2 separate regions of the Homo sapiens genome follow, and region 2 is linked to region 1. A link is a loop called in an ENCODE intact Hi-C map of the cell type or tissue named here. Cell type or tissue: PC-3. All regions are shown on one strand.

Evidence for each region. Hi-C counts contacts between places; a loop is a spot of excess contacts. Peaks named below come from ENCODE experiments on the same cell type or tissue, not always from the same donor. Only the 100,000 strongest peaks of a DNase experiment are listed, where the experiment ranks them.
Region 2: it touches region 1 in a loop (7-fold over the local background); 2 of 110 quality-filtered maps call a loop at or near these places.

Annotation. Positions count from the first base shown.
Region 1 is chr21:33,893,500-33,895,999 of GRCh38, reverse strand. ITSN1 (intersectin 1) reads right to left here. Exons shown (of 40, transcript NM_003024.3): 40 at 1-2,500. Among named protein-coding and RNA genes, the nearest start is that of ATP5PO, 21 kb to the left of the region's middle. RefSeq lists enhancers at 1-530, 531-1,117. In PC-3, a CTCF peak has its summit at 1,051; a DNase peak (open chromatin) is centred at 1,039; H3K4me3 peaks cover 772 bases.
Region 2 is chr21:33,800,510-33,803,009 of GRCh38, reverse strand. ITSN1 (intersectin 1) reads right to left here. Exons shown (of 40, transcript NM_003024.3): 20 at 566-580. Among named protein-coding and RNA genes, the nearest start is that of ATP5PO, 110 kb to the left of the region's middle. RefSeq lists an enhancer at 847-1,348. In PC-3, no CTCF peak of the experiment used is centred here; a DNase peak (open chromatin) is centred at 1,159; H3K4me3 peaks cover 639 bases; H3K27ac peaks cover 1,856 bases.

The sequences.
Region 1 (2,500 bases):
GGGCCGGCCTCCTGGGTGTGCTGCCTGGCAGCCACAAGGGGCTATGCACTCAGAAGGGACCTGAGCTTGGCTTAATGCTCTCCTCTCACTGTCTAGAAATGCTTCATCACCTGAACAAGGGGCCTCGCATTTTCATTTTGCACTCTGTCCGCAAACCACGCGACTAGTCCTGACCAGGATGACAGGACTGTGGAGCAACGTATTTCCTGTTTCCCTCTCCAAGGCACAGAGCCATGCATCCCCCTAGGTGTGGGTAGGTACACACGCATGCGCACACATGCACGCACACGCACGCGCACACACATACACATATGCACGCACACACAAACATGCACATGCATACACGCACATACACACGCACACACACGCACACACACAAATACGCACACACGCACAAACACATGCACTCACAAACATGCACACACGCACACATACACGCACACACATGCGTGCACACACACGTAGACACACACACATGCACACACAAACACGCGCACGCACACACATGCATGCACGCAAACCCATGCACACACACGCACACGTGCACGCACAAACACATACATGCACACGCACGCACAAACACGCATGCACACACCACGCACTGAGCTGCTGCGTCCCACCAACAAAAATTCCCTTCCACCTAAAATTCCAGAAGTCAAAGTCTACAAGTAGAGACTGTAATCCAATCCCAATAGAGCACACCGTAACTCCTAGAACGCTTGCTGGGGAGCAGGGCCTCCTCCAGGTCACCTGCCCTGCAGTCCACCCAGCCGACAGACACTAAAGCTGATGCAGAAAGGGTGGGAAGCCTGAGGACCTCCGTGCAGCCCCAGCCTCAGCGGCAGGGAAGAGCAAGGTCTCACTGGAGACCCCTGGCGCGCTAGGCTTGAACCCTAGGCTCGCCGCGAGCTTCCTTCCCACCCAGCCTTCGGTCTCTGCCAGGCCCACATTCCTAGCTCTGAGTCCGTTTTCCTGTCTTCCCCTACACCCCACATCACCAATAACTCCTTCTGCGATCTACACAAGAGCAATGCCTAGCAGCTGCGGTAGGTGGAGCCGGCACCTTGAAATCTGCCAGTGAAAACAGCGAGTTTCCTCCTCCTACAGGGAGACCCTCCACCCCCGCCGGTGACAGTGCACAGAATGGCAGCGGCTGCTGCTCACCCAACGCTGCAAAGCCACTACACCCTTTCTTTGGTTCCTGTCTGCCTGAGGCCCCCATTCTGTTTAGATACAGGAACGGCAGGAAATAAGAGATTTGAGTTAAAAAAGAGAAATGCAAAAGCGAAGAGAAGCAGAGTCGCACAGGAATGTTATTCTTTCAAAAGATAAAAGTATAAAACCAGAACTTCTGGAAGAAGAAAATACGCATTCTTACCACTGCCTAAAAAGAAACCTTAGTTTCTGGTTAATCCTCAGGAAATATCAGAGAAATGCTGATTTTTTTTTTTTCAAGGCTGACCAAAAAGTCCACTTCTGAACACAGCTTTATCTGGTGGGCTTTGAATACTAAAATATTCATACTAGGCAGATGATAGTAACAATATAGGCTGGTATAGAAAATCGAACAGAATCCTATTAAAACACAACTCACAAAACACCCCTGACATCCAATAAGGGGAAACTGACCCTGAAATTTGACAAGCACACATAGTGTCAGAAAAATTATGATGTGGGTGTAATATGGCTCCCCCAGGGCCAGGGTAAAGAGGGTTCCTTTGAATGGAGGAACTGATTGAGGCTGCATGGAACTAAAGAAGTTATTGGGAGGTGGATATGAACTCTTTTATAAGCGTTGGGTCTTATTTTAATGACTTAAAGTTAGTTTGCCATCAAAAGCAATGGCAAAAACCGCAATCACTTTTGCACCAACCTAATCCAATTAGGCTTGCTTGAATGCCACCAAGGCAGGCCCGTCCAGCTGCCGCCCAGCTTCTAGGAGGGTGGCCTGGACCAGGATGGGGACTCCCTAAATGAACAGTGCATTAACTACTAAGATGTTTCTGAGAGATCACAACCCAGAGATGGACTGTCTAGTGTGTCTTGGTGTCTGGGTTTTAATGCTCCCAAGACAGACAGCTGTTAGATGTCTTCTGTCTTTCATGTGGACTAAGTTTCCATGCCTATCAGGAATAGATTTTTTTTTTTCTGGCTCCTACAGATATAAGGTTATGTATCTTACTTGATCCTGATGAAATGCAGACATATCCTGGATCTGATACAGTGCAGGCTGAGGAAACAGGAATTCTAGAACTTTCCTTTCCTCTAGCTCAAATAAACTGTGTTCCAAGTACAAAGAAGCAGGATCCAGAGGAAGCTGTGGGGCGCCATTAAGTTGACCAGCCAATTACTTCCTCCGTGTCAGGTCTAACCAGAAGAGGTCTGCATTAGCTCTTTTTTTGTTTGTTTTGAGAAGGACTCTCGCTCTGTTACCCAGGCTGGAGTGCAGTGGCGTGATCTCGGCTCACTGCAACCTCCGCCTCCCAGGTTCGAGTGATTC
Region 2 (2,500 bases), 93 kb after region 1:
GCCAATTGTTTAAGGCTTGTGGGTGTCTTTCAAAGTGAACTGTTCGGAATCTTTATGTAACAGGGGTAACCCTTTATGTAACCCTTGGTCTCATATATTTTGAAACATAGACATTTTAATTTTTGCATATTGTTGACTGTCCATTTTTGCCTCTTAACGACTTCTGGTTTTTATAGCTTCAAAAGGCCTTTCTTAGCCAGAAAATTATTCCAATAGTCTGCTTAAAAAAATTTTTTTCCCAGAATTTTATCTTTTATGTTTAATCTACTTGGAACTCCTTTTTGTCTATGGCCTGAGATGGAGACTTGACCTAATCCCTTGCCAAACACAGAGCATTCAAGTTAGTCCTTAAAAGGAATCTAACAAAAAGAAACCCAGTACACAAACTGAGAAGACTTACGACTTACTTTTTTTTTAAAAAGCACAACCTACTACACAGACTCAAACACATTTTTACTGCCGCAACAACACCCAGAGATACGTGTACTTACACAGAATTCAAGTGACTTAAAAGGACAAAACATTGAATAAGATGCAGACTTCCTGACAGTTAGGCAACACTTACCCATTCCCCTTTAACCTCCACCAGGAAAGCAAAGGTTTGAAAGCAAGGCAAAATATATGTTTAATGACATGCTTTATTCTTACAGCATATCTAAACTCTACGCATCTCATCAAGCTGGTGGTTAACTAGCCAATTCGAGGAAAAGGTTTCAACAGGCCTAGGATTACAAGTGAAGCCCAGATATGTTCCCGAAAAAGAGCAACACTTTCTCATTAAGATACAGATCACCTGCAACATTTCCTCATCATCACATTTCATAACATTCCCTTACTTTAGGATGAGAGCGAGCTGCTTCTCTGCACCTTGTGTTGCAACAAAATCCAGTTTCAAAAATATTAGGCTGGTTTGTTTAACATTAAAAAAAAAATTGTAATGAGGTCCTCACTGATGTGACATTGTATTTTCAGAAATTTTAGATTCCTATTATATGGTGTTTACATATTTTACAATTAATCTGCTTTACAGGATACACTACTTCAAATATGAGGCAGTATGAGTAAAGTAGCTTCAGGCTATCAGAAACCACGGTGTAGGAAACAGCAGGTGGTGAAGTCAGAGGAAAGCTGACAGAAACACACCCCGCTGGCTCAAGTTACCATTTGTGTGTACAGAGTGGCATGCCCAAACCAACAGTTCTTTCTGTAAAGGATGAGTAAGGCTGGCACCCAGCATGTTTCAGTCAATAACTGTGTGCTGAATGAAGCCATGGAGTATACTTGAAGAGGTTTTTGCTACTGTTAAGGTGATTTTAACTTTTAAAGATCTGGAGCCTGGGCAACATAGGGAGACTCTGTCTCTACAAAATGTAAAAAAATAAAAATTAGCTCGGTGTGGTGGCACACGCCTCTGAGCTACTCAGGAGGCTGAGGCAGGAGGATCACTTGAGCCTGGGAGGTGGAAACTGCAGTGAGCCAAGATCATGCCACTGCACTCTGGCCTAGGTGACAGAGTGAGACCCTGTCTCAAAAAAAAGAAAAAATAATTTGGGATGTTTGGCCTTGCTTCTTCTAGCCCATGGTAATTACAGAGAAAGCAGCTATTAGGAAAAAAGGGGACACAGGAATTCATTTCTCTAAGTGCCAAACATATTGTTATTTCTAGGTATTTTAGCCTATTAAAGATCCACAGATATGATGTGTATATGGCAAGATGAATGCATGAGTAATAGTAAAATCACCTGTACACCACCCTTTATACTTCAAAGACATACAGTCCTTGGGTAAGAAACATGTTTGTTTCAATTGTTAACTTTCACAGTTCTTTACAAATTCTAGGCCAGGCATGGTGGCTCATGCCTGTAATTTCAGCACTTTGGGAGGCTGACCTGGGAGGATCGTTTGAGCCCAGGCAATTCAAGACCAGCCTGGGCAACACGGAGAAACCCTATCTCTATAAAAATTACAAAAATTAGCTGGGCATGGTGGTGCACGCCTGTGGTTCCAGCTAGTTGGGAGGATGAGGTGGGAGAATCGCTTTGCTTGAGCCCGGGAGGCAGAGGTTGCAGGGAGGCAGAGGTTGCAGGGAGGCAGAGGTTGCAGGGAGGCAGAGGTTGCAGTGAGCCAATATCACACCACTGCACTCCAGCCTGGGCAACAGAGTGAGAACTTGTGTCAACCACAACAAAAAAAAAATCTAAATTATCTTTAAAAAAAAAAAAAATGTTAAGAGTAATGCAGAGTTGACTACTTCTAAGACTCTAAAGAGAGTAACTAGAACAAGGAACTACTATTTTCTTTTAGAAAATGATTTAGATCAACCATGTCTGATTTTCTTTCTTAAACTGGTTCCTATAGTTTTAGTCACATCATAAAATGATTATTAGTTCAAGGAAAGAAACAATAACAAAGCAAAATTCTAAACTATTTTCTGTTACAAAGTAGGAAAGCAGATTAACTGTATAATTCATTACTCTTTTTACATAATTAAAAGTTCACA